Regions from separate parts of the Homo sapiens genome. Here region 1 is linked to region 2. The links are chromatin contacts, found by Hi-C or POLR2A ChIA-PET in ENCODE. All regions are on one chromosome and are shown on one strand. Each heading gives the region's core, a stretch centred on a gene start or an enhancer-like site at or near the end of the contact. The rest is flanking DNA. Distances are from core to core; before and after follow the strand shown. Region 1 has its middle 38 kb from the start of MIR4636. Region 2 holds the start of SNHG18 (small nucleolar RNA host gene 18).

The links. Hi-C counts contacts between places; a loop is a spot of excess contacts on that map. ChIA-PET counts read pairs that join two places held with the same protein, here RNA polymerase II (POLR2A). Pooled maps may share reads with other maps.
Region 1: a map of ascending aorta shows a loop between it and region 2 (2.2-fold over the local background). The contact joins the enhancer-like site here to the promoter of SNHG18 in region 2. A Hi-C loop is called at or near these places in 1 of 168 maps with a recorded cell type or tissue (ascending aorta) and 1 of 50 pooled maps. POLR2A ChIA-PET finds 5 or more read pairs at or near these places in 1 of 52 experiments (PC-9).

What each region holds. Positions count from the first base shown.
Region 1 is chr5:9,012,490-9,018,762 of GRCh38, reverse strand. No RefSeq gene overlaps it. Among named protein-coding and RNA genes, the nearest start is that of MIR4636, 38 kb to the left of the region's middle. RefSeq lists an enhancer at 3,945-5,144. Within about 2 kb of position 4,707, at least 3 of the 41 ENCODE cell types and tissues checked have a DNase peak (open chromatin) inside an H3K27ac peak, as active enhancers do; they include ascending aorta, where a contact is called at or near this core.
Region 2 is chr5:9,541,484-9,547,886 of GRCh38, reverse strand. SNHG18 (small nucleolar RNA host gene 18) reads right to left here and starts at 1,687. Exons shown (of 3, transcript NR_045196.2): 1 at 1,357-1,687. SEMA5A (semaphorin 5A) reads left to right here and starts at 1,812. Exons shown (of 23, transcript NM_003966.3): 1 at 1,812-2,303. RefSeq lists a silencer at 1,689-1,878.

The DNA of each region.
Region 1 (6,273 bases), core at 3,458-5,957, 530 kb after region 2:
CTCTGGAGGCTTCAATCATGGACAGCAACCCCTTCTAGAGAGGCTCAGCATGTGTGTGTCTATTTCTACATCTTTTCCAGCTGTGACAGCATAATGTGGAATCAGCCATGCTATCTCTATCAGAGACAGAGACTGCAGGAAGAGATGGTATTCCATAATCCTCATTCTATATCTGTCCTAAGGGCAGCTACATGCCAAAGTCACTGTCTTCTAGACGAGTTTACATGACACATAGGCCAGAGAGAGGTAATTTGAGCTCAGCTAAAATCTGATGAATATTTTCTAATTTTGTAGCTCACAGTACTTAGTATTTTAATGAATTGTGAACTTCATGTCCTTGGGTAAGAAAATCAATGGGATTTCTTTAATTTGGCCCCAGGACAGTTTCTCATCATTGTAGACAAAATCAGGCTCAAGAGCAGGTCTGCAAAATGTCCAGATCAATGTGCTAGGGTGACCAGATGTCCATTTAGAGTACAGACATTATTTTATTAATAAACACTAAGGCCAAACATGGAATTCCTGGTAATTGTTCTACAGATCCTGTTGAAGGGCATCCAAAGATGTCACTCACTGATTTTTGTTCAAGAACTGCAAAATCAGTGAGAAATGCAATGCTTAATAAAAAAGACAGGCTGGGTGCAGTGGCTCACACCTGTAATCCCAGCACTTAAGGAGGCCAAGGCAGGCGGATCACCTGAAGTCAGGAGTTCAAGACCAGCCTGGCCAACAGGGTGAAACACCGTCTCTACTAAAAAAAATACAAAAATTAGCCAGGCGTGGTGGCAGGTGCCTGTAATCTCAGCTACTCGGGAGGCTGAGGCAAGAGAATTGCTTGAACCCGGGAGGCACATGTTGCTGTGAGCTGATTGCACCATCGCACTCCAGCCTAGGAGACAAGAGCAAGATTTCATCTCAAAAAAAAAAAAGTACAGTCCAAAGAGTGTGAATCCAGTGGATATGGTTTCTCTTGATCTCAAAAACGTCAGGAGGAGGCCAGGCGCTGTGGCTTATGCCTGTAATTCCAGCACTTTGGGAGGCTGAGGCAGGCGGATCACAAGGTCAGGAGATGGAGACCATCCTGGTGAAACCCCGTCTCTACTAAAAATACAAAAAATTAGCTGGGCATGGTGGCGGGCGCCTGTAGTCCCAGCTATTCAGGAGGCTTCGGCAGGAGAATGGCGTGAACCCAGGAGGAGGAGCTTGCAGTGAGCCAAGATCAAGACACTGCACTCCAGCCTGGGAGACAGTGAGACTCCCTCTCAACAACAACAACAACAACAACAACAACAACAAGTCAGGAGAAACAAGAAGAAACTAAGAAAGAAAGAATATCAAGTAAATCTTTAGCCAATAGAGATTTAATACAAATAGAAAAATTGTAAGTGCTGACTTTTATAATATTAATATATCACTGAACTTTTGAAATTGACACAGTAGTCACTAAAGAAAGCTCAGGAGACATGATTTATTTAGACATGCAATATTTTCTAGATTTGAAAGGTTTTTGTTAACTCCCTCACAAGAGACAAAAGATGCGACCCATAGATAGAGTGGTAGGCAAGAACAGCTATTTATTTTACAAAGGTCTACGAGAGGGAAGCATTGTTCTAGTCAACAACCAGCTCCTAGAGTATAAAGGTTAGCAGTTAGAGCTACTGGTTAAGGAAGACTGATTGTATCAATTCCTTCTCTAATGACCAGGCAGAAGTGACAGATTTTAGGGTGGCCAAATCTGCTGAGAGCACAGTGGTGTTTATGCCAGAGAAGACCAAGGGAAATAACTAAAAGGTTCCCTGAAACCCAGCTCTAATCTGGGGAACAGATGAATGACTGCAAAATAATGATGCATGCATTGATGCTCTTGAGAGGCATCCTCTAAGCTGGGGCCAGGCCGGGCATTATCCATCTGTTCAACCTCCCAGGAGAAGCTCTGGACCTCACTGGGGACAGCATAGGGCAACACCTGGGAAATGTGAATCTGTGGTTACAGACAGGGAGAGGAACTGAAGTTGTCTTAAGGAAAGAATAATACAGAAAAAAAAAAAAAAGGCCAAATGCTTGGTGCAAGACCAGCCCTCAGCAATTATAAGGTTTTTGTCTGGCTCTGCCTCTGAGTGGTGGCATTTTGACCTGAATAAATCTGGGAAAATTTGTAAACCAACTTGTGTCATCCAAGTGCCTGGAGCAGTACAAATGGAGGCACACAGGCAAGTCTCGATGTGAACTGAAAATATAATCTTACATCTGGTTTGGCCAGCTTAGCTGTTATGGGCTGGAAATTTGTGCTCCCACCCTCCACATATATATGTGAAAGCCCTAATCCCTAGTGTGGCTGTATTCAGAGATGGGACCTCAGAGGAATAAACTGAGGTCAAATTAGAACATCAGGGTAGAACCCTGAACCAATAGGATTAATTTCCTTATAAGAAGAGACACAAGAGAGCTTGTTTGTGCTTTTTCACTCATTCATGCCCCTCCCTGTCTCTCCCTGTGCTGAGGAAAGATGACAAGAGGACAGAGAGAGAAGGTGGCATTTTTCAGGCCAGTAAGAGTCCCCTCGCAAGAAACTTAACTTGCTGGCATCTAGATTGTGGACTTCCAACATCCAGAATTGTGAAAACATGTCTATTGTTAAACCATCCAGTCTGTGGTATTTTGTTACAGCAGCCCCAGAGGACGAATATAATGGCTATATGGGAAAAAGATGCTGGAAAGCTCACTGCTTCTAACTAGGGGTGTACCAAGGAGTGGCAGACAGTCAGTTCAAATCCATAAACATTTTAAAATTCATGAGTTACAGTGATAATGCAAATAGGAAAAGGATTCAATTCCCTGCTCTCAGAAAATTCTCAATATAATTAGAAAAAATGAGACCCTAAGAATTAAACATAACAGAATGTGGTTAGAGTTATGCCACCACAGGAAGCCCGGGGCAGAGTGATGGGGTCACGCTGGAGCTGACAGTAATTTCCTGAACAGTTTGCTCTTTGAGATGGGGTTAGGTCTTTGGAATGTTTCACATTTTAATGGTTTAAGATAATTAAGATCACATATTCTGAAATGTTTTCTCCCACACTCTTGTGGTATGTATTCATTTTCTCTAAAACATTTAGCTTATTATTTTCTTTTTAAATTTTTTGAAGAGAAAAATTTTTAAAATTTCCACATGCCCTTGATAGTACTAACTATAATATATAATGATTGATTGATAGATAGATAGATTTAAATCTTTTAAAGCACACGTTATCTCTTAAGGAATGGAATCCTTGTAATAGCCCATGTGGGTTGCGAAGTAAGGCGTGACTGTCCTCTGTAAGAATGAAGATCACTTGGTGACATCTGTAAAGTCACACAGCAAAGTCAAGGCTGCTTAAGGCTAAATCAAAACTTTCCTATCACAGTCTGAACACCTGTTCCCTAAAGTGTTTAAAGTCATCTGAAGTCCTTTAAAATGTCAGCCTGAGGGAGAGAAAAAGGGAAGGAGAGGGGAATGGAGAGAATAAAACAGAGAGAGAGACACAGGTAGAGACACAGCGGTAGAGAGAGCCTGAAAGACAGATAGGTGGAGAATCAGTCTGCGCTCTGGTAATTAAGTAACTTCCTCAAGAGAAGAGAAAGTTCCTCAAGAGAAGAGAAAGTTGCCAAAAAGAAAGGGGCTCCGCTACAGCGCCCTGGGCACCTTTCCTTCCCAGCAATCCTTGAGGCTATCAGTATTTCTCTGTGTGATCCTGTGATGAAAGTCCTGTCCTTTATACCCTAAGCCTGAGGAGGCAAGGACAGCCTCTGTCTTTCTTTGATTGCCCTTCCTTGGGCCTGCTGAGAGCCCTATACCTAGAAGGTGCTCGGGAGATATTTGCTCAGTGGGCAAGGGACAGAGAGAAGGGCTCACCAGGTGTGCACACTTGCACAGGTAAGGACAGCAGCTTGAGGGGCTCCATTCTGAATCTATGAGCTGCTCACATTTGCCCAGTGGGCCCGGGGAATACACACTCACAAGTAAGTGTGCCAGCTGGAGAGGCTCAGTTATGGACTGGGTGCTTATGTCTCCCACAAATTCACGTGTTGAATTTTACCCCCAAGGTTATAGTATTAAGAGGTGAGACCTGGAAGGTGATTAGGTCAGGATGGTGCAGCCCTTATAGAAGATGCTCCAGGAGCTCTCTCTGCTCTCCATCATGGGAGGACACGGTGAGAGGATGGCCCTCCACAAGGCAGGAAATGAGCTCTCACCAGACACCATCTGCCAGGCGCTTCATTTTGGACTTCCCACTCTCCAGAACTGTGAGAATTAAGTGCTGTTTAAGTCATGGTATTTTGTTAAATCTATGTTTTTGTTGTTGTTGTTTTTATTCTTTGTGTTTTTTTTTTGAGATGCAGTCTCGCTCTGTCACCAGGCTGGAATGCAATGGCACGATCTCAGCTCACTGCAACCTCTGACTCCCTGATCCAGGTGATTCTCCTGCCTCAGCCTCCCACGTAGCTGGGATTACATGCACATGCCACTACGCCCAGCTAATTTTTGTATTTTTAGTAGAGACAGGGTTTCACCATGTTGGCCAGGATGGTCTCTAACTCATGACCTTGTGATCTGCCAGCCTCAGCCTCCCAAAGAAGTCTATGGTATTTTGTTATAGCAGTCTGGACTGACTAAGGCAGGCCTGATTCTGAATTTAGAGCAACATTTTTCATGAACTTCTAGTCATTTTGACTCAACTTCTGACACATACATTTTTTAGCCCATACTCATAGGGATAGGTCATTTTTAAAGTATCTGAAGCTTAATTCAGACAGCCTTTTGAAAGAAAAGAAATATAAAATGAACACTAAAAAAGTCCAGTAGAAATGTGGATTTTAGTTTTGGAAAAGAAATCACAACAAACTTCACTTTAAAAAATCTGATAGAAACTATATATCTAATAATTTCAAGGAATAACAATATTTGTGTTAACTGCCAGACATGTCTTTATTATGTTTCTTATTTGTGTATACTTTGACTTTTCTATCATATGATAGCCTTTTTTTATTGCCTGAATAGAAAATAATTGTTAATTAAGGTTGATTTATTTATATCAATTACAGCTTGTTATGTATAATCAGATGTAAATGTGTGTTTTTTATTTGTATCAATTACAGCTTGTTATGTATAATCACATGTAAATATTTGGTATTTTTGTCAAATTTTGGAACACTCCTATCAACTTTCATTCATGTATGAGCTAAGAGATTAGGATAATTAACTCCACAGACTAGCTTTACCGTTCACGTACTTCAGGGGCCATGCTCTGGAGGACAGCGCCTCTGATCTTGCCTCTTCACATCAGCACATTAATGACATGACACATGGACGTTGAGGACTCCCGTGCTACTGCAAGATGGCCCACAGAAACTTTACTGCACGTGGCAGTGTCTGCAAGCCACATGCATGCATTTCTCTAAACCTAAACTAAATCTATCCCAATCTCAGTTTCCCCTTAGAACCTCCCAGAGATGCCCATAGCCATTCCAACATCACCTACCTCCAGGGAATATGTGATATAAAGAAAGTTGGAGAAAGTTTTAACTGCAGCTAAAATCATTTAATTGATCACATTTTAGAAAACCACATGACCATGTGGGAATGAGAACTCCTGATGCTCCTGAGACTTTAATCTGAGGATACTCCATCTCTGTACTCCTAGGTGCAAGGTTCAGGCTGGATAATTGGATGCCAGTGTTGACTAAGGCAGCTGTGGATGATTCCCTTTCAAAGGACCTGGACATCCTATGGCAGAGAGGAGGTGTGGGCTGAGTTTTGCTAGTGTCTCTGTCCATTACTGTTTGGGTGATCTGGGGGCTGTTTGCATTTACTATGACTCAGTTTCTCATGTGTAAAATGGGGATAATAAGAACATCTTAGATTACAGGTTTATCTTGATGATTATTGAGTTAATCCATATGACACTAAGAAAAATGCTTGACTGCCTAGCAAGTGCTCAACAAATATAAGTCATTGTTATTATTGCTTTTATAAAATCTGAAAAATGATGTAAATAACCTTTAAATATATGATACTTTATTAAAACTCCTTGTGGCAATTGGGATGTTGAACATTCTTTTAAATCCCATAGCATTTGAATAAAGGAAATGTGATTTCAAACTGAGTAAATACCAGAACAGATATGTTTCCATAGCAGGGAAATGGAGAGTCAGGTTGGTCAGAAGTCTATTTTGGGGATTGATTAAGGGTTCCGTAAAACACAAGCAAGTTATGATTATCCATAACAGAAGTGC
Region 2 (6,403 bases), core at 438-2,937:
GCCTCTTCCTCCCAGGGAGGCTCCTAGGCCTCTGTGCCACGTAGGCAAGATAATCGGAATGTCTGGAATGGAACTAGTGCTCTAAGTGCCAAGCAAGGGAAGGGAGAACGGTTAAGCTTTTCCTTCAGGTCCCCAGGAGCCTGCAGCTGCCACACAGCAGGCCGGGAGCCCCCGCCACAACCCAGGGAGGAATGCTTGCCAAGAAGGCCTGCCCAGCTACTGACACTTCCTCCCAGAGGTCTTAAAGGAAATCCCAGTAAGGCCTGAGTACCCAAGACAGCCAGATCACCCGTGCCAGAGACTGGGCATTTGGGGATGGGCTGGGCTTTCATAGAAACCTTCGGAATTGCTTTCACTTAATTCTTTTATTTTAAAAAAAAGTTCTAGAAAATAAAGACACATCGATAGCAATTTGTATTTCCATTGTCCTCTTAGGTCTGCATGGCTACTGTGCGAGCTATGACACCCTGCAGCCTGCAATAGCTTCTTTGTTTTATGGATGAGCTCAATGGAACCCTTATGGACGCACCGGACCATGCCCAGGACCAGCGAGGCCCATCCATACCCCACCACTGGCTGGAAGGGCGCTGGTGTGAACGTGGGTCCTTGCGGGGGTCCCTACCTCACTGCGGTCAGGAGGGGGCAATTCACACATTTCCTCATGCAGGGGACCTTCAAGCCTCCCTCTGAGGCGCAGACTGAGTAAAAAGGGCCCAGAGATACTGTCCCGCACCCCCATCCAGTGGGAAAGGGCCACTCAAGGCCAGTCAGGACTCCCAACCCAAGTTTTATGCCTTATACTCCTATAACTTTACCATTTGCTCTTTTCGCGAGGCTGACCCCCTCCCTCTCCCCCCCCACCGCCTCCTCCAGAAACTGAAGAACTGCAACAAAGTGTCCAATTATACACGTCTTCAAAGGTACTTTACTTGCTTCCCAATTATCAACTTTTCACCTGAGTACTTAGTAAGGCCCAAGGATCCTGCAAAAGTGCAACAAGGAATAATTGACACAGAATTGGACGAATGACTTTGACCATACGGGACTTCTCTCTTAACGCTCAGCGTGGCTACCTGGGGACGCCTTCTCTGGCCTCCCTGATTCGTCAGATTTGTTCATTTCCTTGACTTAATCCCGCTGAAATCGACCCGAACTAGCCGGGAGTCTCACCCCCAAAGTGCTCCTCCAAGAACCCGCAACGACTGACTCTCTCGTCTTCTTTAAGGAGTTTCTCCCTCAGAACGGATGAGGATGTCACACAGAAAGAACAAAATCACAAAGTTCGAGTTCCGGAGGACCAGACGGCCCCTGCCCCCCATCCCCCGGGCCAGATTTAGCCGAGGGAACCGCACGTACCTGAAGCCGAGGCCGGCAGAGAGGGAGCGCCACGTCTCAGGTCTCGGCCGGCGCCCCCCTCCGGGGTGCAGCCACGTCTGAACCGGGACAGCGGGCGGGGGAGCCGCAGAGGGACCCAGTGAGACGGGGGAGGGAGCCCCCAAAAGTCAGCGCTCGGCCGCACTCGCACTGGGGAGGCTGGAATGGAACTCCTGGGGTGCAGCGGGGCTCCCAGGAGCGAAGGTGGGGGTCCTGTACCGGGAAGGGGCGGGGCCCGGGGAGGGGCTCGGGGAGGTCAGGCGCGGGTGGGGCGCTCGAGTTTCACCCCGGCGGGGAGGAGGAGGAGGAGGAGGCGGCGCGGCGGCGGGGGCGGGGCAGGGGCGGGGCGGGGCGGGGGTGGGCCCAGGCTGTCCCCCGCTCCCCGCCCAGCGCTCTCCGCCCCGCGCTCTCCGCGCCCGCTCGCCCCGCGCCGATCTACTTGCCGGGAAGGCGGCGCCGGTGGCGGCTGCTCTCCCTGAGCCCGCTCCCGAGCGCTGCTTTCCCGCCGCGGGTGGGCTTCGCAGCCTCAGGCCAGCCGCGGCCCTTGGCCCGCTGCAGCCCCGGCCCTCCACCTTCCCCGTGCAGGGGCGGCCCGGCCAGTGTCGCTCATCCCGGGACGCTCCCTTCTCCCACCCAGGACTGCCCCGCGGAGCTGGCTTGGACACCCAACTTTGCCACCTCGAGGGTCGTCTCTGCTGGGCGCGAACCTGCCCACCCACCGGTTGGCCGCGCGCTCGGGGACCGTGCTCGTGGCCCCCAAGCCGGTGCCCCCATTCTGGAACTCAGCGAGTAGGGGGCGGCTCTGGGGAAGTGGCAGGGGGCGGCTGCAGCTGCTGCCTCCACTTCCCTAGCCAGGTGCTGAAGAGGATCCTCGGAGCCGCTCTGGCCCCCAGGCGCTGGATGACTGGCACCAGCGCTCCTCGCACCTGGTGAGCGACCCCCGCCCGATTCCTGCGTGGCCTTGGCAGGAGCCCCTGACCGCGCCGCGCCGCGCCGCGCCGCTGGCCGGGACCCGGGGACTGCAGCGGTCGGCTGGTGGGTGGTGCCGATCTCGGGTGGGATCCATCAGCAGGCACCTGGGCGGGGGTTGCGCGTACAGGATTAGGACGACCGTCAGTCCGGGGGCGCCCACAGTTGAGCTAGTGCACGGGCTGGAAGTTTGTGTACCCGCCTGTGCCGAGGTCTGAGCATGGAGAGGTAAGGAGCCGGAGTGTCGCGGTGGGCGAGACGGGACCCCTGCCCAACACCCGGAAAGGTGCGCACACTGGTCTGTGCCCGCCCCCGGCGCGCCTCCAGGCTCGCACTGCCGCGAGCCGGGGGCAGGGGACACGGAGGTCGGGACTTGGCGGTTCGGGAGCGGCCACCTCGCAGCCCCACCGGCTTGGGCAGGTTTTCCTGCTTTCCTTACAGGGGAACCGGGAGGCAATGGGACTTGGGCTCAACTCCGCCAAGCGCCTTGGTTAATGAAAGACACTAAGGCGGGGGATGCAGAGGCCTGGGGAACCACCAGCCAGGTGCGCTGCAGCTAGGCGAGCCCCTTTCACCAGGCATCCCTCCGCTGCTCCACGGATTTTGCACACCGCGGCTCAGGGTTTCAGACCCCAGGGTTTCGGGCAGATCGGGCTCCAGAGGGAATGGTTTCTCCCAAGATGTGCGTGGGAACGGTCGTGGAGGAGTGATTCCCCCGGCTCGCTCCCCGCGGCGGCCGGTGCCTGGCTTGGAGCGGTCACATCCCTGTTCCCCTGGCTTTGGCGGGAAGCGCGTTCACCTCCTCGCCCTTTGCTTGCTTTGTACCAGGATGCCGCGGCCGGAGTTGGGATTTAACTTTCCTGCGCCTGCGGCGTCCTCGGGATTCCCGGCAGGGGGCGCTGCGAGCGAGCGCTCGGAGGACGAGGCGCCACAGGCAGTTGCTGGGTCCTGGGCGAGTGGGCGGGAGTCCCAGGCAACAAACAGCAGAACCAGGCAGATCTTGCAATAATTTCATTTTGGGGGCCGGGGGTTGGGGGAGCTGATCTGGTGGCTATAGAGAGCTGTCAGCCTTGCTAGGAGAGGGGACAGGAAAGGTGGTGGCCAGACATAAATGCTCTAACTAGAAAGGTCTCTTCCAGAGAAAAAGATCGCTGTAAAGTCTTCCTTGTCTGGGCATCTGCCTTCCTTGTGACTGTTACATTTACTCAGAAAGAAATCGAAATTGAGGGAAGATAACGTGAGCTTTGTTTAATACCGTTCTGCTTTTTAGGGGTACTTTAGTTAACACATCAGGAGTCACAAATGATTGTTCTGGTTTGTTTTGAAGAAAGACAAGTTTTACGTCTAGCTTACCGAGAAGAGCTCTGTCATAATGGCTGAGTTTGGAATCAGCAGATATGTTATTAATTATAGAGGTAGTCTGTTCATAAGGAGACAGAAACACAAAACCAGGCTTTAATAAGAAAGATTTTTCAATACCTAATTAGGATTGCTGAATTTGTTGCTAATTAATGCCAGTTTCATTATTTTAGAGAGTGTAATGTTTATCATGACCACTTTACACAACTTCAGTTCAAGCAGATAATACCATTAAGTTATGTATAACTGAAATAATTTTCTTGTCTGTGCCTGTATTTACACCAAAAGAAACATGGATTTTTTTTTCCCCTCCAAAAGATTTCTTTTTCTATGTTTTTTTTTTTTTTTCATGAAAAATACAGCCCTAAGTGTAATTGTTTGGTTCACTTGAAACACAGATGTTTTTTCCCTTGAGTTTCTTTCTTGTAAAAACTTTGGAGATAGAAGCTTGCTCATCCACGTTGCTCCATGCAGTCACACTAAGCATCTGTATACTCATTGAAGTGTGGGGTTGACAAACTGACATCTATTTCTATGTGCTTTTAGCCAATATGTACTTTTATTAACAGGGAGAAGACAGATGATGCTAATCATTTTATGTCTTTTGTGAATTGCACTAACTCATTTGGTTGTTATAATGTCAAACAGCTGCGAGATCCCTGCTGCGAGTAAAGCTTTGGCCTCCTGGGTGGTAAAGCTTGTCTCTGTCCAGAGGAAATTTTTGAGACGTTCAGAATTTGGTAAAAATAAACCTGCGTTCTTCACTGCCGTTTCCCTTTAAAATGATTTCATCACGTGTCTTGGGAGAATGAAACGTAGAAACTTACAGCTCAGAGGCTGTTAAAACTTATTGACCACGAGACCGAAATAAATACAAGCACATTTATACAAACTTCTGCATAAATTTTAGAGTCATGGGCCTTCTGAAGCCCCGTCCATGGATTTGCAGTAAGAAATTTAGTTCCAGAGTCATGTTAGCCTCTTGCTGAAGGACAAATGTTACAACCAACAAGCCTTTCTCTGTACCGTGTGCTAGTGGCCCAAAATAACAGATGCCAGCTCTTTGGGGACAATGTCAGATGCTCCTGATGTTAGAGAGAGCTGCCTATCTGAATCGTGACACAGTTTTACTTAACTTGGTGATTAGTTTTAAGAGTTTCAAGTGATTTTATTTTTGGTCATAAAGTCATTGAAATTGAGCCTTTGCTTTTGATACAGGAAGATGTGGAGGAGGAGCAGAAAACCTTTACTAAATGTCCAGCCAAGAGTATAAAGGCATTGCATTATGTAGACAAGTGATCATGAACCCTAGAGTTAACTAATATCAAAAACTCATCCCAAGGAAGAGGTTTGAGCTACAAAGCAGATGGTGTGCAAGATAGAACAAATGAGTTTATAACATATCCCAGTCAAGGAATCCATTTTTATAGTAGTATATGTACAACTATTTGAGTACAGCAGCCGTACATCCTGCAATAAATCCTCCATAATTCTTGATTCTAAAATTATACCAATTTTGTATTTAAAAATGTTTCTGCAATTGTTGCTATAGTTACCCAGACAAATTGCTTGGGGTATAATTATACCAAGGTGACAAGTTTTTATGTGTTAAATAATGTTTAAAATGTAAATTATGGTGTCTAACAAATTGAGTTACAACTAAGTACAAAGTGTCTAAAGTGAAGCATTGTACATTTCTGCTCACCTGCATCTACTTGCAAATTTATACCAAGAAAGTTAACTGTTTTCTTGAATCATAAAATGAGCGTCTATAAGTACTTTCAGTTGTCTTGAGTACAGTTGACAACATAGATAATTTCACATATGTTCTCAGCAACCTTTTAAAATTGAGATGCAGAAGTTTGGTTGAAAATTAGGTTTTTATCACTCTGCTACCCTGCAGAAATGATAGGGGGCAATCTCCTGTTTCCAATTCCTGTATAGATTGGGAGCAACTTGGGGATAAATTCAGCAGGTGAGATGTGGCTGCTGGGAAGCACTTTGGAGAAACAGATATGGGTACGCTTGGTAAATATATAGCATATTTTTCAGATGAATTTTTTAAGAATTGGTTATCCAGATATACAAAATCAATTTCTGATAGGGAGAAAAGAAGAAAAAGCAAAATTAAAGTAAGCTAGAATATACATAAACTTTTCAATATAAATGAACCTGCTCAAAACTTGCTTCGATTCAAAATTGAAGCAAAATAGAACAAAACAAATGAAAACTTGACCCAAGAGAAGGTATTGGATAATAGGTAATTTATTTCAACATACTAGTATTGACAGTCTTTGCCATCTAAAAGGTTGTATAGCTAAGGAAACCAGGCTGTCCATTTCACAGAGTATTTTGAAGCCAGGCAACTTCAAAGACAAGTCATATTTCACCTTGTGCATGAAATTTAAAGTAGGAGTGACACAACAGTGGATCAAGAAAACAGAAAAATTTCCCAAAGGAATTGCTGTTGTCATCTTCTTTCTTCTTTTTTGGTCCAAGATTAATGGTTGTTTGACAAGAGCAAAGACAAGCACACTTTATTTCCCTTTCCTACATTTTAAAATGTAGTGACATAGTATTGCTGCATTTGGAAAAAAGAAAATCATTCTGTTTTTAAACTCTTTTTTTCCTTATTGGTTTCCTAGAATTGGTTTCCTGATTAACACTTGGGGAAAAAAAACTATTTTAAAAGAGAATAATT